Regions from separate parts of the Homo sapiens genome. Here region 1 is linked to region 2. The links are chromatin loops, found by intact Hi-C in ENCODE. Cell type or tissue: Caco-2. All regions are shown on one strand. Each heading gives the region's core, and the rest is flanking DNA. Links, peaks and the distances in the headings are about the cores only. Region 1 overlaps PKD2 (polycystin 2, transient receptor potential cation channel). Region 2 overlaps ABCG2 (ATP binding cassette subfamily G member 2 (JR blood group)).

Region 1 (8,000 bases), core at 1-8,000, 52 kb before region 2:
GTTAAACAGAGCAAAGAATGGCTGGCAATTGGAGAATGCAGAGAAACCGAAAAATTTTAAATTTAAAAATCACAAATAAAAACAGCAGGATGAAGGCAAGAAAGCAAAAGGGTGGAAAGTGATTAAAATGAAGGTGGCAGAAAAAACAGAAAGCATTCCTCTTTGAGTTTGAGTCTGTTATAGTGTGATCTCTTCTGTGTATGCATGTATGTGTGTGTAATGTATATGTGCACACACATGCATGCATGCCTTCGTTGAGTTTCTATTCCGAACTAAGGAAATGCAAGCAATATACTGTTTTACTTATTTTATGGCAGGGCTTAACACTTTCCATTTGAGTGAGTGACTTTTAAGAATGACATCGGGTAAGTATAATGGTGAGCCCTTATAATTAATACATTGGTGAAGAAAAATATACTAGTCATATTAAGGTAAGTTTCATATTTCTAAAACACTGTAATAAAATATAAATATTTTGCTTTTCAGCTGTCAGTGGTAGCTATAGGAATTAACATATACAGAACATCAAATGTGGAGGTGCTACTACAGTTTCTGGAAGATCAAAATACTTTCCCCAACTTTGAGCATCTGGCATATTGGCAGATACAGTTCAACAATATAGCTGCTGTCACAGTATTTTTTGTCTGGATTAAGGTAATTTATAAATTTCATGTTCTACATTTTAAATAATATTTTCTTTAAAAAAAATGAGTTCCACAAAATCATGGAATACTTGAATTTGAAATTCAAGTGACCAGCCAAAGCTGCTCAATATTTACTTTGAGACAGGGTCTCACTCTGTCACCCAGGCTGGAGTGCAGTGGTATGATTACAGCTCATTGCAGCCTCGACTTCCCAGGCCCAAGCGATCCTCCCACCTTATCCTCCGAAGTCACTGGGACTACAGGCATGTGCCACCATACCCGGCTAATTTTTAAATTTTTTCGTAGAGACAAGGTCTCATTATGTTGCCCAGGCTGGTTTTGAACTCCTGGGTTCAAGCAATCCTCCCACCTCAGCCTCCCAAAGTGCTGGGATTACAGGCATGAGCCACCGTGCCAGGCCTCATATTTTACATATAAAGTAAACTATTGAGACTCATGTGATCATTCCTCTCACTGTCAATGACATACTTCTGCTATCTGAATTAGTGCAAGATCAGTCCCTATAGGTTTTGTTTAACAAATGCAGTAAGAGGCCTTTCAGTGTGTTAGCTGGGCCTGGGGCCCCAGGCTGCTAACAGATGAGATGAACAGGTGAAGGAAAAGGAACTTAGAGAAAGAGAGGGAAGGAGCAGGTGGAGGGAAGGGGAGAGTTGCTGCACTTGGAAATGCTTGCTAGAAGGGATCGCCTCTTTTCCAGGTAGAGGCTGTAAGGGAAGCTTTACCTAGAATTAAGGTTGGAACAGACACTGCTTCCAAATAGTTCCTTGCTCACTATTTTCCTTATTGTCCCAAGATATAATGTGCATTTCCATGTGTGTGAAAGGTTATGACATTTCATATACAACAAGCCTCAATTCTGGAGATGCAGGAAATTTCAATAATTCTCAGGCAGCAGCTGCCATTCGGTCACCAGCACAGGCTCTGATTGTGCTGTCCAGACAGTAAGTACTAGCCACATGTGCCTATTTAAATTCAAATTTAAATTAGTTAAGCTTAAATACAATTAAAAACGCAGTTCCTTGGTCCTACTGGCCACACATTAAGTGTTCAATGGCTACTGTCTAGGACAGTGGAAATGTAGAACATTTCCATCATCACAGAACGTTCTCTTGAAAAGCACTGTTCTGGAAGGTACTTACCCGTTATGTACTTTTCTGAGTTGGTATTCATACCTAGAAGACCTGAGGTTTATCACAAGACATAGACTTGGACCAGGCGCAGTGGCTCATGCCTGTAATTCCAGCATTTTGGGAGGCCGAGATAGGTCCCCTGAGCCCAGGAGTCTGATACCAGCCTGGGCAACATGGCAAAACCTCATCTCTACTAAAAATACAAAAATTAGCTGGGGGTGGTGGCACGTGCCTGTAGTCCTAGCTACTTAGGAGGCTTAGGCGGGAGGATTGCTTGAATCCAGAAGGCGGAGGGTGCAGTGAGCCAAGATCGCACCGCTGCACTCCAGCCTGGGCAACAGAGTGAGACCCTGTCTCAAAAAAAAAAAAAAAATGCATAGACTTTATCCTGTATTTCTCATGCTATTTATTTATTGACATGCTTGTTCAAGAGAAACCATCACTAAAGCACAAAACCTTGATCATAACATAGTAATAATAATCAAACAGCAAAAATAATAATAGTAATAAGAATGTTCTGTGGTGATGGAAATGTTCTATATTTTCATTGTCCTAGACAGTAGCCACTAACCATGTATAGGCATGGAACACTTAACATGTGGCTAGTAGGACCAAGGGACTGAATTTTTAATTGTATTTAATCTTACTTAATTTAAATTTGAATTTAGATATCCACACATGTTTGGATAGCACAGTCAGAGCCTGTGCTGGTGAAAGGATGGCAGGTGCTGCCTGAGAATTACTGAAGTTTCCTTGATTATTATTAGTTTAATAATAATAATCAAGATAGTAATAATAATCAAGATAGTAATAATAATCAAGATCTCAGCTGGGCACAGTGGCTCACGCACTTTGGGAGGCTGAGGCGGGCAGATCACCTGACGTCGGGTTTGAGACCAGCCTGGCCAACATGGTGAAACCCTGTCCCTACTAAAAATACAAAAAAAAAAAATTAGCTGGGTGTGGTGGCACGTGCCTATGATCCCAGCTACTTGGGAATCTGAGGCAGGAGAATTGCTTGAACCCAGGAAGCAGAGGTTGCGGTGAGCTGAATCATGCCACTGCACTCCAGCCTGGGCAACAGAGCAGCACTTCGTCTCAAAAAAAAAAAAAAAAGATCTCAAATGAATTGGGATTGTATTAAGTAATGATTAAGTAATGTGATTACAGCAATCCTCAAGAAATATTTCACTGTGGCCAGTAACAATGTGTAACAGACCTTTAAACTTCTAGAGATTTTCCTACAACATGTGTCTCAGGCTGATGTGTTTTATTTAGTGCTTCTCTTGGAAATGTCTTGCCCCTCGATACTTTATCATTAAGGTCTTTAAGGCAGGGATCATGACTCTACTTTTTTTTTTTTTTTTTTTTTTGGGACGGAGTCTTGCTCTGTCGCCCAGGCTGGAGTGCAGTGGCACAATCTTAGCTCACTGCAACCTCCGTCTCCTGGGTTCACGCCATTCTCCTGCCTCAGCCTCCCGAGTAGCTGGGACTACAGGCGGCTGCCACCACGCCCGGCTAATTTTTTATATTTTTAGTAGAGACGGGGTTTCACCGTGTTAGCCAGGATGGTCTCGATCTCCTGACCTCGTGATCCACCCACCTCGGCCTCCCAAAGTGCTGGGATTACAGGCTTGAGCCACCACGCCCGGCCTCATGACTCTACTTCTAATATCTCATCATGTGCTCTTCCACTGAGGCTTCTACTTAGAGCTACACAATCTGGGCAGCCATCCTCAGTGCCTTATCTACCAACATGCTCAATATGGCTTTGCAGGGTTCACTGTCTACCAGCAGGGTTCACTATCTACCAACATGCTCAATATTTCTTTGCAGTCAGGCAGAGCAGGCTTTGCAGTTCAGGCAGGGCAGCTGGCTGCAGGCCCCAGCTGACTCCTGGGGATAGAATGCCAATATTTCAGACATTGCAGAGATTTGAGGCAATGTACATAAAGCCCTCCACATATAACTGATGCACAATAAATGACAGTTAATATTATGCAACAAGAATTTCCTGGGGGGTTTTATAATTAATTTTTATTTGTGTGAAGTTTTTTCCCTCCCTTTTACTTTAATCCTTTTTGGGGGGAAAGCATCACTAGTCACAGTTCACGGCAGCCTCGACCTCCCAGGCTCAAGCAACCCTCCCACCTCAGCCTCCTGAGTAGCTGAAACCACAGGTGTGTGCCACCACACCTGACTAATTTATTTTTATTTTCTAATGAAACAGAATCTTGCCATATTGCCCAGGCTGATCTTAAACTCATGGGCTCAAGCGATCCTCCTGCCTCAGTCTTCCAAAGTGCCGGGATTATAGATGTGAGCCACTGCACTCAGCCTTTTTTTTTTTTTTTTTAATTGTAGATAGCATAAAACCTACTGTTTTAACCATGCTTAAGTGTACAATTCAGTGGCATTAAGTACATTCACAGTGTTGTGCAGCCATCGCCATTATGCTGCATTATTTTCAGAACTTTTTCATTATTCTAAACTGAAACTTTGTATCCATTGAACACTAACTCCCAATTCCCCCAGTCCCTGGTAACCTCCATTCTACTTTCTGTCACTGTGAGTTTGACTATTCTAAGTACCTAATTTAAGTGGAATCATACAGTATTTGTCCTTTTGTGTCAGGCTTATTTCACTTTGCATGATGTTTTCAAGGTTCATCCATGTTGTAACCTGTCAGAATTTAATTTCTTTTCAGGATGAAATAATGTTTTATTATATACAGTCACACCATTTTGTTTATCCATTCATCTATTGATGTCTTCTCTCTCTTACAGCTCTTCAAATTCATCAATTTTAACAGGACCATGAGCCAGCTCTCGACAACCATGTCTCGATGTGCCAAAGACCTGTTTGGCTTTGCTATTATGTTCTTCATTATTTTCCTAGCGTATGCTCAGTTGGCATACCTTGTCTTTGGCACTCAGGTCGATGACTTCAGTACTTTCCAAGAGTGTATGTAAGTATATATGAAATTAAGAAGAAAAATTTAATCAGAGTTGTCACTGCTTCTCAAGAATAAATCTTCATATGAGGTTGCTATATGACCACCAATTATTTAAAACCAGTTATTTTAAGTAAGAATTAATTACCTTTTCCCAAAACATTGATCTACCCATGCAAAGAAGACAATGCATCCTGAAATGCTGATGCTTAAGATAGCAGCCCAAAGTAGTAAAATACAGTTAACAGACATAGGAAACCAACACTGTTCTGAAGACTGAGTTTTTCTTTGCACCAAATGCAGATGGTAGCTTCTAGAAGGCTGTTTGCCTATATTCTTACTCCTGTTGAATATTGTTGCCATATATTTAGAACTTCAAGTTATTTTCTAAGGAAAAAAACAAGATATTTCTAATATTCTAAGGTAAACTCAGACCAGTACAAGAATTTTCAGTTTTTTTTTCCAAAGATCCCAAATGTGAAATAAAACAACAAAAAGCAGCCAGTGTCAGATTTCTATGCCATTTAGAAAGGAGTTAGTTTAAAAAGGAATGGAAGTAATAGGGTTTTGTGCATAGATATCTCGAATTAATATTGCTGTTGATAAAAGTGATTTTGCTAAGACCCAGCACTGACAACACTTGGCCACTTTGATCCCATTTTAAGTACTTGTCAGAATATTGGATCTTTGAACTCAAACCATTTTGGGTTTTTGGGGTTTTTTTGTTTTGTTTTTTTTTGTTTTGTTTTGTTTTTGAGGCACGGTCTTGCTCTGTTGCCCAGGCTGGAGTGCAGTGGTGCAATCATAGCTCACTGCAGCCTTGAACTCCTAGGCTCAAGCAATCCTGCTGCCTCAGCCTGCTGAGTAGCTGGGACTACAAGTGTATGCCACCATGCCTGGCCAATTTTTAACTTTTTTTATGAGAAGGGATCTCACTGTGTAGCCCAGGGTGGTATTGAACTCCAGGGCCTCACACTGTCCTCTCACCTCAGCTTCCAAAAGTACTGGGATTACAGGCATGAGCCACCACACCAGGCCCTGTTGTTTTTTTTTTAAAGAAATTTTTAACTTTAGACCGAGGGTGACTGTTGTCAAGGTTTAGGGTTAAGATGTTTTACCTAGATTATGTGTTGAAATGTTATAGCCAATTGCTTTATAAGTTATTGAATAATAATTGTATTTTCTTTTTTTTTTTTTTTTTGAGATGGAGTCTCGTTCCATCGCCCAAGCTAGAGTGCAGCGGTGTAATCTCAGCTCACTGCAACCTCTGCCTCCCGGGTTCAAGCGATTCTCCTGCCTCAGCCTCCCGAATAGCTGAGATTATGGGCGCACGCCACCAAGCCCAGCTAATTTTTGTATTTTTAGTAGAGACGGGGTTTCACTATATTGGCCAGGCTGTTCTCGAACTCCTGACCTCGTGATCCGCCCGCCTCGGCCTCCCAAAGTGCTGGGATTACAGACGTGATCCACCGTGCCCAGCTTGTGTTTTCTTTTTAACCAAATGGAAATAACCTCTGTAGCATGAAAGCATTTTATTATTATTGCAGAAGGCTTTAATTGCTGATACAAGTAGCAAGACTTTGTAAATGGGATTGACAATTTTCTGTTATTCGGCAGCTACCTATACTGCTAAAAGGTCCAAAAATAATGAAATCATCTTTAAGAAATGTTGCATCAACTAGTGGACATTCTTTGTTTTTGTATTGTGGTGTTTTGTTTTATTTTTATAGCTTCACTCAATTCCGTATCATTTTGGGCGATATCAACTTTGCAGAGATTGAGGAAGCTAATCGAGTTTTGGGACCAATTTATTTCACTACATTTGTGTTCTTTATGTTCTTCATTCTTTTGGTATGTACATTTTTATTTATAGTGAGGTTCAATTTAAACTTCGTAAATCCTTGTCTTCTCTTTTCTCTCACACTTTATGTCCTATCAATTTTAAATAAAGACCCAGGAAGTAGAAAAAAGTGTGGATGTTGGAAAACTTATTTTCCTTTTATTAATTCACAGTTTTGAGACTCATATCAAATGTCTTTTCTGTGGTCTTTCATTGATCCATGTATATGTGTCTATTCAATGCAAAAAAAATTAGATCTCTTCCATGGTCTTTCATTTCTCTCTCTATATATGTATCTATTCCATGCAAAAAAGAAATTAGATCAAGTACAAATTTATAAAGATACCTAAAATAGTGCTTTGCCTAAAAAGTAGAATATGCTTACATGCTTTTTAAACTCATATGTCAGCACTTTCGTAGTCACTTGCTAGCATGACTTTTCTCTCTTTCTTCTTTTCTTTTTAAAAAATAAGAACGGAAAAGCAAGCTAGATCTAAGATGTCGAGTAATAGTTGAGTGAATCATTGCATGTCAAAATTAGGATATTCTGTTTTAAATTATTTATATCCCATTCATCTAGAGACTGCCTACAGAGAATATTCAAATAATTAAGTTTAAAACTAAATGTAACAATGAATGGAAATTGCATTAAAATTATTTTCAAAAATAATTTTTTTATTCTCTTGATTTGGTACAAATGAACATTTTTAATGTTTTTGCCCTAAGTCAATTAAGTTTTTTTAAGGTGTTTTGTTCTTTTTCTTAACATTTATATATTCAATTGTCTACTGAGAAGGTGTTAAGCCAGCTTAATTTAGGCAATATTTTTCATCTAAACACTAACAGTCATCTTAAGAACAATTTTCTTAAGAAAATAACATTTTTTCCATTTCAGTAAATTGTGTAAAGATCCCTTGAGGAAGGTTAAGTGATCACATTTTCAGTAATTCAGTGTAATAACTCTAAAGTCAGTCCAGGTATTACTGGTTAAGTATATGGTATTTATTGATTGGGTATTAGATGTACTGTATTAATTTCCTGTTTAAAAAAAATTTTTTTTCCGGGGAGACACAGCCTCTGGTGTAAAACAAAGGTGTGTTCCCTAGCTGTACTTTAACAGGACTGAAAAGGTCAGGAATATCATTCAAGTTCATATGTATCTTGCTGTATGCATGGTTTATGGCTCATTTTTAAACTTACACCTCTTAAGCTTCTTCTTCCTATCATATATTAAAACAATGGAGAGAAGAATAAGCCTCTGTTACTCTACCATTGATAGTACTTCGGATTCTAGAGTACCTGAATCTCTACTAAGAAGGCAAAAACCAGGAATTGAGAGTCCTGCACCTGACCCTTCAGTTGATCTCAGGCCACCTAGTTTTCTCCGTTTATCAATCTGCCAAACAAGGATG
Region 2 (12,696 bases), core at 2,794-10,793:
AGGATTTTCTTCCCTACCTCTGGCTGCTTTTTCTCAATGAATATTGGTAACCCCTATACATATTTTCAAAACATCATGTTGTATATGATCAATATATACAATTTTTATTCATCAATTTAAAAATAAATTTTAAAAAGTACTGGTAATCCTCCGGATCCCATCCTTGGCCCCAACCCCAGATGTAATCAGTCTAACCAATAGCCCCTGCTGCTGGACAGCCCCGTTCCCAGAACAAAGACCTACTCACATGAAGAGCTTCTTCTCTACCACAAAGAGTTCCACGGCTGAAACACTGCTGAAACACTGGTTGGTCGTCAGGAAGAAGAGAACCCCAGCTCTGCCATGAAAAGGGGAACCAAATCACCGCAGTCAACTCAGCATTCTTAGACAGATTTTCTACCCACAAAACTCTTTCCACAAATGACAGTGTATAAAGTTAAGCAGGAAAAAAAGGGAAACTGTTCTGGTTGGAACAGGGAAGCGTGAACCCCATCAAGCCTCTCCCCATCTCTTATGTCTCCACAGTGGTACTCATTTTGAAACTCACAGTCTTGGATTGTTGTGGAATGAATTGCGTCTCCCCCCACCAAAATTCATATGTTGAAGCCCCAACCCCCAATGTGATGGTATTTGAAGATGGGCCCTTTGGAAGGTAATTAGGTTCAGATGAGGTTACAGGATAGGGAGGTGGGGAGAGTGTAATGGGAAGAGCGTCCTAATAGGAAGAGACACCAGAGCTCTTGCTCTGCCACACAAGGAACAGCAAGGAGGCAAGTCTGCAAGCCAGGTAGAGGGCCCTCACCAGAACCCAGCAATGCTGGCATCCTGATCTCAGACTTTCAGACTAGAACTGAGAGAAAATACATTTCTGTTGTTTAAGCCACTTGCTCTATGGTATTTTGGTATGGCAGCCAGGCCAATACATAATTTTAACTAACAAAAATGCCAAGTACCATTCCTAATGTACAAACAGAAAAGTGGTAAGCTAAATAAAGTCTGTAAAGATTAAGAAATTCAATTAGCCACTTTGATTTTAAAGTTGAACAAAGAATGTAAGTCATGTGGAAGCAAAATGAAAGACAGTGAAGGGAACCTTCAATCAACCCCTTATTATATGCATAATCTACATGCACCACACTACCATCAGCAGGGCCGTGACATTATCCTTGACCACGCTAAGACAGCCAGCCCTCTATGAGGTTTCCAGAGTGCTCAGAGGAAACCAAGTGACACTTACTGATAAAGAAAAATCTAATTTGTGTATCGTAATGAAAAGGAACACTATTAGTGCTTGTTTCTCAGTGAAGTAACTAGATTTAAAAAGGAAAATGTTGGCCGGGTGCAGTGGCTCATGCCTGTAATCTCGGCACTATGGGAGGCCGGGTCGGGAGGATCATGAGGTCAGGAGTTCAAGACCAGCCTAACCAACATGGTGAAACCCTGTCTCTACTAAAAATACAAAAATTAGCTGGGCGTGGTGGCAGGTGCCTGTAGTCCCAGCTACTCAGGAGGCTGAGGCAGGAGAATCGCTTGAACCTGGGACGTGGAGGTTGCAGTGAGCTGAGATCGCGCCACTGCACTCCAGCCTGGGTGACAGAGCGAGACACTGTCTCAAAAAAAAAAAAATTAAAAAATAAATAAATAAAAAGGAAAATGCTAAGTTAATCTACACTTTGATACAAATATGCATTTTATGAAAGCATGCCAACATCCCTGAAACACCATAACAAAACAATATAATTGACAGTAAGGGTGTGAGTTGAAACTGAAAAAGAGGTAAGTGACACATCATTTAAATGGCGTAAAAACAAGAGAACATTTTAAAAAATGCAAACCCAAGTGAACAACACAATTACATTAAAAGAAAAAAAAGAGTCCATAGATACCTAAAGAACAAAGATCTAAGGGAACAGGCTAGGGTCTTTTTTGTTTTATTTTATTTTTAGAGACAGAGCTGCCCTCGGTCACCCAGGCTAGAGTATAGTGGCATGATCATAAACTCACTGCAACTGAGTTGAACTCCTGGCCTCAAGCAATCCTCCCAGCTTGGCCTCCCAAAGTGCTGCAGTTACAAATGTAAGCCACGGTGCCCAGCCAGAGCAGTTTTAAAAGTATGTACATATAATTAAAATGAGTGAAAAATAGCCAGGCCTGGTAGACATGCAGTTATCTCACTTTCTGTACACAAATAAACCTAATATCAAGTAAAAAGCTAATTTCAGAACATGGAACATAGCAAAGATTCAATTCAATTTGTTGTCTTAAATCTATCAGTACAGTAATGTCCATAATGATTCTGAAAAAGTAGACAATGGAAACGTTCCTTCTAAATACTAAGATGATTTATTTTAAACACAGTTTTTTCTTATTAAGGAAGTTAATTCATTCTAATTCTTTCAAGGTGGTAATCCACATCTGTTATATCTACTTATTGGTCTGAATATTTTTTATTTTGATTTTTTAAATTATAAATTGGCATATTATGGTTGTATATATTTGTGGGGTACCAAGTTATATAATTCATGAATCATAAGTGTGAAATAATTAAATCAAGCTAATTAACACATCCATCGTCTCAAACATTTATTTTTTGTGGTAAAAGTATCTTAAATTTTAGCAATTCTGAAATTTACATTATTATTTACTGTGTTCACCACATTGTGCAATGTATCTCCAAAGAAAAATCCTTATTCCTCCTGTGTAACTGAGGTTTTGTACCCTTTGACCATCATCTCTCCATTCCCCACACACCTCTAGCCTCTGGCAACCACCATTCTACTGTCTCTTTCAGTTCCATTGTTTCAGATTCCACATTAAGTGAGATTATGTGACATTTCTGTGCTTAGCTTTCTGCGTTTGGCTTATTTCACTTGGCATAATATTCTCCAATTACATCCATGTTGTTGCAAATGACAAAATTTCTTTTGTTTTTCCACTGTGTATATATACCACATTTTCTTTATCAAATCAGACCCTTCGGGTGATTCCGTATCTTGGCTATTGTGAACAATGCTGCAATAAATATGAGGGTGCAGAAATTTCTTCAATAAACTGATTTCACATCTTTGGGGTAAATATCTAGAAGTGAGATGACTGGATCTGAATACTGTTTTTAAAGTATACCTTTTCCCTTAATACACACTAATTTGTTTAGCTATCACCACAACTCTGTAAAGCAGTTATTCCAGAGGTAGCTATTAATTCAAAGATGCTTATACTCTACATATGATTAAAACCCAGTTTCTCAGTTACACGGGTTAGAGAAAGAGCAGAGAGTGCTTTCCTCTCTCAGAGAATTCATCCCCAAAGAAGAGAACTAAACCACTGGCCTCGAGCAGTTTTAAATTATGAAGTACTAATATTCACCCCTGAACAAAACTTTGAGAACCTGTTTCCAGAGATGATGCTGAAACATTTTTTCCTCATCAATAAATCACTAATCATCCCAGGAGGGATTAAATCATATACACAGGCCACTTTAACATAGTCCAAATGCTTATTTAAAAAATGATACTGGGGTCAACGAGAAGCAGTGGGAGGAAGAACATCAGGAAAAATAGCTAATGCATACTGGGCTTAACACCAAAGTGATGGATTGATAGGTGTAGCAAACCACCATGGCACACGTTTAACTATGTAGCAAACCTGCACATCCTGCACATGTACCCTAGAGCTTTGGGGGAAAAAAAAAAGATAGCAAGCTTAAGTCACAAATACAAATTATGAGCCCAGGAGTTCAAAGCTGCAGTGAGCTATGACTGCACTACTGCACACCAGCCTGGGCAATATTGTGAGATTCTGTTTCAAAAACAAACAAATTAAAATAAGATTAATGCCCTATTTCTCCAGAAAACATCTGAAGAAACACCTAAAGTTCTTCTTTATTTCTCTGGATTTTTCTACCAAGAGCTTTAATGGCCAGATTTCCAGTCCTCTTCAAAGTTCCAGTTGAGGACCAGGTTACTCCATGTCCTCTCCAAATGCTTCCTGCTGCACAATATAAAAGGCCCACTGCCTTTAGATCCTGTGATATATTCTGTGCTGGGTTAAGACATGGCATCTACACAGCACACAAACCATCAATTACTAGCAAGTCTGGAAATAATCCAGATACCTCAGCCCTCAGGGAAAGTAAAAACAACAATGACATCACTCTGGTAAACTGCTGTTTAATAACACTCTCATCGTAGAGTAACACTATCTGATTCCATACAAAAGAATTTATTTTACTTGAGTGAGGAACCAACTTTTATGCTTATTCTTTAAAAAATAATCAGCCTTTCCAGACATCAAAATAGGCTGCACATAAGCGTCTTCAACTTTCCTCAATAGTAAAATGGGGATACTACCATCTACCCCCTCTAAATCACTGGGTGGTAACCTGAGACTATGGACAGCAAGCACTACGGAGCACAGTATCTGCCACAAGTGTTCTCCATACATGAAATAACCAGAACTCTGAGGGCTGTGAAATTCCTGAGTGCTTATGTTCAGAACACAATACAGTCGATAAAAAGTCCCCTCATAAAATGAGGTTTTTAAGGGTCCACTGTGACTGAAACTAGGTAAGGATCACAACACTAACAAAAGTGCTAACCATATAACAGGAAAAGCTGAGTCCCACCCCCATCACACCCCTAAGTCAAACATATATATTTAAAAAGTGACAGAAATTAGCTCACAGGCAACAAAAGAAGAAATTGATCAATTGGACTACATCAAAGTTAAAAATGTTTATGCATCAAAGGACACTATCAATACTGAAAAGACAACCCACAGAGTGGGGAAAAATATTTGCAAATTATGTATCTGATAAGGGATTAATATCTCCTCAAAAATATAAAGCACTCCTACAACTCAACAACAAAAAAACAAACAATTCAATTTTAAAATGGGCAAAGGACTTGAATAGACATTTCTCCAAAGATCCAATGGATCTCTACTATTTAAAAGGGAGAAAAAGAAAAGTGTTGGTAAGGATATGGAGAAACTGGAACCCTTGTGCACTGCTGGTAAGAATGTAAAATGGTACGGCCACTGTGGAAGACGGTATAGTAGTTCCTCAAAAAAATTAACAGAATTACTATATGACCCAGAAATTCTAATTCTGGGTATATATCCGAAGAATTGAAAGCAGGAACTAAAATAGGGTTTTTTTTGTTTGTTTTTTTAAGAGACAGGGTCGAACTCTGTCACCCAGGCTGGACTGCAGTAGTGCAATCATAGCTCACTGCAACCTAGAACTCCTGGGCTCAAGCAATCCTCCCACCTCAGCCTCCCGAGTAGCTGGGACTACAGACACATGCCACCACACCTGGCTGAAAGAGATATTTGTACACCTAGGGAGCACTGTTTACAACAGCCAAAAGGTGAAAGCAACCCAAGTTTCCATCTATAGATGAATGGAAAAACGAAATGTGGTATGTACATACAATGGAATATTATTCAACCTTACAACGGAAAGAAATCTGACACATGCTACATGAATGAGCCATAAAGACAACATGCTAAAGGAAATGAGTCAGTTACCAAAGAATATCTACTGTATGATTCCACTTATATGAGGGTCTTAGAGTAGTCAAGTTCAGAGACAGAAAGTAGAATGATTGCTGCCAGGGGTTAGGAGAGGCAGATATGAGATGGGAAGTTATTGCTTAATGGGTACAGATATTCCACTTGAGAAGACAAAAAGAATTCTAGAGTTGGATGGTGGTGATAGTTGCATAACAATGTAAATGTACTTAATGCCACTGAACTGTACATTTAAAAATAATTGGGCCAGGTGGAGTGGCTCACGCCTGTAATCCCAGCACTTTGGGAGGCCAAGGTGGGTGGACCCACCTGAGGTCAGGAGTTCGAAGCCAGTCTAGCCAACATGGTGCGACCCCGTCTCTACTAAAAATACAAAAATTAGCTGGGCGTGGTGGTGGATGTCTGTAGTCGAGGCTACTTGGGAAGCTGAGGCAGGAGAATTGCTTGAACCCGGGAGGCGGAGATTGCAGTGAGCTGAGATCGCGTCACTGCACTCCAGCCTGGGCAACAGAGCATGACTCTGTCTCAAAAATAAACTGACTCATCCTACCCTCAATAAAAGAATGACATTTACACTATACTTGTCTTAAATTCAAATTCTTAATGGATTTCAATAAGCTTGAAGAAAGTAACAGCATTTTCTGAAAATCAAGATCCAAATTTACTTACCTGTTCTGGATTCCAGTAGAATCATTTTTTAGCCCAAAGTAAATGGCACCTATAACCAGTCCCAGTACGACTGTGACAATGATCTTTTCAAAAAGAAAAATGCAAAAAAAGGGGAAGAGTTTCAATTAGAGATAAAAACTTATACACACCATTTATTAGTATAATATATGGTTACATAATCAGATCTCTCCATTAAGATAAACACTCAATGGCTTGGCCAACGTCCCTGGGAGAAAATAAAACAGCATACATTATTTAGACTGCTTCCTAAGTTAAAAATTAAGTTATCTGTGCTTTGGGGAGAGTGGTAGGACACAAAGCACACTGCTGGAAAAGCTGGACTTCCTCCCATTGCACCACCCAGCAGTCAGTTCAGGGTCTGCTTCAGGTTACTGAGCTTGTGAATACCACACAGGATAGCAGAGCAATGCAAGTATGTAGCAAAGCAAAGTCCAAGTGCCTAAGAGTTTTGACCCTGAACTGAACTCTCAACCTTTGTGCCAATGAACATGAGTCATTTTATATTTCAAGAGGTTAAAGTGAAAACAGGATATCTTTATTCTTAACATTAAAAATAAATAAAAATTTTAAAGCACACATTAAAAAAATTCTAACAATGGAATTTTGCACAGTGAGGAAATAGGGGTGAGATGGAGCCTGCCTATCCAACCTCTAGGGAGTCCATGCCTGCACTGGAAAAGTGCATTGTCACTGTCACCAAAGCATTTGGCCGGCTTTCTCTGTGCACACACTGCATGCTTCCACTACCCATCTCCTGTCACTGCTTCCTCATCGCTTCAGCCAGTGAGGCCTATAGCCAATGCTGCAGACCTAAGCTGCCAATTCTTTGCTGTTCTCACCTATCTTCACCACTCAATTGATTTCTATAGCTCCTAAGGAGACTGGACAAACACCAATCTTGTTTCTAGGATAAAGGGTCTCTTAAGGACACTTCAATAAGCAAAGGGTTAATTTAAGGGTTACGTTATGATATAATTTATCTGAGAAAATCCTATTTATATTTACTCGTGAGTTAAATATTAAAAAACAAGAAATGGGCTGGGCGTGGTGGCTCATGCCTGTAATATCAGCAATTTGGGAGGCCGAGGGGGCAGATTGCCTGAACTCAGGAGTTTGAGACCAGCCTGGGCAACATGGTGAGACTCCGTCTCTACTAAAAAAAAACACACACAAAAAAATTAGCCAGGCATGGTGGTGTACGCCTGTAGTCCCAGCTACTCGGGAGGCTGAGGCACAAGAATCACTTGAACCCTAGAGGTGGAGGTTGCAGCGAGCCAAGATCATACCACTGCACTCCAGCCTGGGCGACAGAGCGATACTGTCTCAAAAAATAAATTGATAAATAAATAAGAATAAAAAAATAAGAAATGGTAATCTAAAGAAGACAAAATATCCTACCATATCTTGGAATCTTCAAAGTTAAAAAAACAAAATCTCAATACTGCAACAGTCTAATGGTATCAAGATTTAAAGTAACTGATCAAGGACACTTTTGGCATGAAGCAAACCGAACTGCAAAAACAGTACCATCATCTGTGATAACTAGTTTGTGAAGAACCTAGTCTGGAAAGAACATTATTCCAATGTTTCTACTTATGAGCTGTCTTTTAAAATTCACTTAGAAATTTTGGGGGGAAATCCATTATGCTGGCATATTTTCATTACCCTCAGAATATACTTCAACAGACCAAGCTTCCAAAATAAATGCAGATGACTGTATCAACAGGCATGCATGAATGTGCATACAAGAGTCTACGTTTTCACACAGTAAAACTTTTAAGAATATTCAATTCAGGATTTTTTTTTTTTTTTTTGAGACAGTCTCGCACTGTTGCCCTGGCTGGAGTGCAATGGCGCGATCTCGGCTCACTGTAACCTCCAGCTCCCAGGTTCAAGCAACTCTCCTGCCTCAGCCTCCCAAGCAACTGGGATTACATGCGCCCACCACCAAGCCCAGCTAATTTTTTGTACTTTTAGTAGACACAGGGTTTCACTATGTTGGCCAGGCTGGTCTCGAACTCCTGACCTCATGATCTGCCCGCCTTGGCCTCCCAAAGCACTGGGATTACATGCATGAGCCACCATGCCCGGCCCAGACTTTTCAAACTAAACATTCCAAATGCTTTGTCAAGTTTTCATTCAAACTTGTTATCTTATACTAACACTGAGTATTATGATTAAGATGTTTCCTAAAAGTTTCAAAGTTCTAAAAATGTTTTCAAAGTCAGCTTTCAAACATATTGACAAAATAATCAATCCCGTAACCTTGGCATGCTTTTATAAGGTGTGTCTGTGTTATTCTTTCTGGCATTAAAGAAAGGAAAACAAACAGGCAAACTAAACAGTGCACAATGGAGTGCACAGACCCCATCTGCTTCCAAGTTGAGCTGTTCAGAAAACCCTTGGCACCTTAAATGAACATGCAATCTTCTCATACAGATAATCCATTCATTCTAAGATTTTCCAAATACAACCTTTGGAAGATGCATTATCAGAGGCCAAGTTTGAATCATGTAAAGAAATAACTAGTTCAAGCCAAAGTGCAGCTGTAAAGCAACAGATTCAAGATTTATCAGTAGAGAGTCATAAAACATTTTAACAACTCAATTTTCAAGAACTCAGAATTAAAACAACATACAAAATCATAAACCCTGAATCAGGAATCATTAAGCTATAGCCCACAGGTCAAATAGGGCCAGCCACCTATCTTTGTTCACCTATGAGCTAAGAATGGTTTTTTACTTTATTTTTTATTATTTTTTAGAGACAAAGTCTCACTCTGTCACTCAGGCTGGAGTGCAGTGGTGTAATCATAGTTCACTGCAGCCTCAAACTTCTGGTCTCAAGCAATCCTCCCACCTCAGCCTTTTGAGTAGTTAGGACTACAGACATGCACCACCACACTTAGCTCATTTTATTTATCATTGAATAAAAAGTCAAGAATAATAATATTTCTCACAATATAAAATTTATATAAAATTCAAATTTCAGTGCCAATGTATAATGTTTCATTGGAATAAAATGAAAGTTACCTTTTTTTTTAAGATAGGGTCTTGGCCAGGCACAGTGGCTCACATCTGTAATCCCAGCACTGTGGGGGACTGAAGCGGGTGGACCCACCTGAGGTCAGGAGTTCGAAGCCAGCCTGGCCAACATGGTGCGACCCTGTCTATACTAAAAATACAAAAATTAGCTGGGCATGGTGGCGGGCACCCGTAGTCCCAGCTACTCGGGAGGCTGAGGCAGGAGAATTGCTTGAACCCGGGAGGCGGAGGTTACAGTGAGCCGACACAGCACCACTGCACTCCAGCCTGGGCGACAGAGCATGACTCTGTCTCAGAAAAAAAAAGGGGGTCTTGCTTTATTGCCCAAGCTGTTCTCACACTCTTGGCCTCAAGCATCCTTCTGCCTTGGTCTCCCAAAGTGCTGGGGTTATAGGCAGGAACCACTGCATCTAGCCAGCCTTTCGTTTATTATTGGAATACTGCCATGTTCATTTATTCATGTTATGAGCTTGGCTGCTTTCACACTAAAACGGTAGAGCTGACTACCTGAGACAAACACCACCTGATCTGCAAAGCCTAAAATATTTACTACCTGATCCTTTACAAAAAAAAAAAATATATATTGCCTACTCCTGCCCTAAGCTAATATTCCAGTTTTTCACAAATCGAAACAAAACTTGTCCTGCTAAGCAGATGCTCAGGGAGATACAAGGTCCTATTCTTAATCTAAGAGACTGCCACTGCTCTGAACATGGCTGGAATTCCTTTTGTGAAAGTGAGTTCACTGATGAGGCAGGGAAGCTAAACCTAGAGGCACTAGGCCAGGTGTTAGCATTGGAAGGAAGCCCAGTATCAAAACATGCAGAATCTCAGTGTGTGAAAAACAGCTCTGTGTTCTAATTATGCCCTCTCCAGTATTGCCACATAGGCGATTTGGACAAGACATTTATAAACCATTTTTTGAAGCAAGATAATTCAAGTTATTTTCCAAGTAAGAAAAATCTAATGCATACATCACACTAAAAAAGCAATTCATTACATTATTTCACTGTTGACAATAAGTAACCCAGGTTGATCCTACCAGACTGATTTCCAAATGATATCAAATCTATGCTCAAAGAATAAAATTTTGCCTTTAATTGATAGTATATAAAAGTGCCAGTGTTCTGACAGAAACACCAAATTATACGTACCAAAAACATTTGGAGAAATTAGCAATATGGTTCAACTAGGGATACAAGCTCTTAGATAAATTTATATATATACTTAACTAGCAGTATGGCTATACATACATATATGTGGCTATACATATATACATATATATACATAATTAGCAGTATGGCTTAACTAGGGATACAAGCTCTTAGATATATTTTATATATACTTAAGTATAGAAATTATGATGCACAAGTTTAAACGTCAGTAATATTTTACTAGAGCCAACAATGTGCCATCTTTTAGTACTCAACAGAAACTCAATATTGTTAATAAAAATAACAGCCCCAAAATAACCAGCTAAATTGACTTCTTTGAAGAATGGACCAATGAACTGGGAGTACTAATGTTTTGGGTGACAGAGGGGTTAAGAATAACAGAAAAGGCCAGGCATGGTGGCTCACACCTGTGATCCCAGCACTTTGGGAGGCCAAGGCAGGAGGATCGCTTGAGCCCAGGAGATCCAGACCAGGACAACATAGTGAGACCCTGTTTCTACAAAAAATTAAAAAATCAGCCAGGTGTTGTGGTGCACGGCTGTAGTCACAGCTACTCGGGAGGCTGAAGTGTGAGGATCGCTTGAGCCAAGAGTTTGGGGTTGCAGTGAGCTATGATTGCACCACTGCACTCCAGTATGAGTGACAGAGTGAGACCCAGTCTCTAAAAAAAAAAAAATGTGTAAAGAAAAGAATAACAAAAACCACAAGGAGTAATAATCACCAACTATCACAGAGCCAACCAAGGAACAAAGAAACATTATCTCATTTTGATTAACAGAAAGTTAATCTAACAATGAATAGCCTTGTTCTGTGAACTCAAATTTGCTTACTACATTTGTTTCACCTGTAAACTGTCTAAGGAAGGTAAATGACAAGGAACAGCACTTTGCACACAGGCTCTTCCCTTGGAGTGGCCAGCACATACTCCCTTTCAGGTGTATTCAGTGACAGTAGGTGAAGGTTTCCCTGATCACCTGATTCCAACTGCAAATCAACCTTCTTCTCCCTACTTCTCTCTCTTCCTCCCCTTTCTCCACCCCTTCTCTGCTTAAACTTTCCCCATAGTTTCTTCTACCATCTAACATGCTATCTATTTAATTTCTTTATTATTTATCATAACTGTCTTCCTCAAAAAATTAGCTCCATGAGCAGAGTTTTATTTTTGCCCATTTTGTTCACTACTGAATTCACATCCCTAAAGCACAGCACAGGCCCTATAAGAACAAGTTGAATGAATCAGTGAACAAAAGTGAACAGCTACCAGAAAACCCCAAAACTGGCTGACACTTCTTTCACAATTTCCCAAAAAAAAAATTTTTCTACTCAGATTATTCATTACAGCTTGTCTAAATCAACAAAAATTCTGAGTTAGGTAGTCTAAGAAACCACTAAAAAAAAGAACCTGGCCAGATGTGGTGGCTCACACCTGTAATCCTAGCACTCTGGGAGACTGAGGCAGGAGAATCGCTTGAACCCACGAGTTCAAGACCAGCCTGGGCAACACAGCGAAACCCCATCTCTACACAAAACACAAAAATTAGCTGGACGTGGTGGGACACGCCTGTAGTCTCAGCTATTCAAGAGGCTGAGGTGTGAGGATCACTTGAGCCCAGGGAGGTCAGGGCTGCAGTGAGCTGAGTTCATGCCACCACACTCCAGCCTGGGCAACAGAGTGAGACTCTGTCTCAAAAAAAGGGAAGCTTTCCAAAAGTAAAACTTAATTGTCCTTTATTTGTTCTGCTGACTGGTTCTATATCCCAGGTGGAGTGAAGATAACAAATAATTGGAAGGGTGGGTAGAAGATAAACATATCCTGAAGCAGATGATAACAGAACCACATTGTTCCCATTTGAGTATTTCAAAAGAATCTGCTGGTTACCTGAGCTATAGAGGCCTGGGGATTACCCAGCAAGTTTTTGAATGAACGCTTGGAAACCCATCTGAGTTGATGACAGAAGGAGGTGGTGTAGCTGATCTCCTTGAAGACTGTGATCTTCTTCTTCTTCTCACCCCCGGAAAGTTGATGTAATTCAGCTTTTGTCTCTTTGTAGAAGGAGGAGTTGACATAAATCTCCGCTAATTTTTCTATGAGTGGCTTATCCTGCTTGGAAGGCTCTATGATCTCTGTGGCTTTGCAATCAGTGGATAAAAAGGAAACACAAACAAGATAACAACAAATTTAGCCCATTTTTTCTGTGAACCCTTTCTTGGATGCTTCCCTAACACCTTCATTCTAAAGCTTTAGAAAGAAAAAA

What was found. Peaks named below come from ENCODE experiments on the same cell type or tissue, not always from the same donor. Only the 100,000 strongest peaks of a DNase experiment are listed, where the experiment ranks them.
Region 1: a loop joins it to region 2, with 5 times the contacts of the local background. A loop is called at or near these places in 3 of 110 quality-filtered maps.

The regions. Positions count from the first base shown.
Region 1 is chr4:88,051,505-88,059,504 of GRCh38, forward strand. PKD2 (polycystin 2, transient receptor potential cation channel) reads left to right here. Exons shown (of 15, transcript NM_000297.4): 7 at 487-654; 8 at 4,582-4,763; 9 at 6,479-6,599. Among named protein-coding and RNA genes, the nearest start is that of PKD2, 48 kb to the left of the region's middle. In Caco-2, for the core only: a CTCF peak has its summit at 3,608; a DNase peak (open chromatin) is centred at 3,597.
Region 2 is chr4:88,100,983-88,113,678 of GRCh38, forward strand. ABCG2 (ATP binding cassette subfamily G member 2 (JR blood group)) reads right to left here. Exons shown (of 16, transcript NM_004827.3): 9 at 12,321-12,571; 10 at 6,202-6,284; 11 at 248-337. Among named protein-coding and RNA genes, the nearest start is that of ABCG2, 51 kb to the right of the region's middle. In Caco-2, for the core only: no CTCF peak of the experiment used is centred there; DNase peaks (open chromatin) are centred at 6,579, 6,949, 8,299 and 8,599.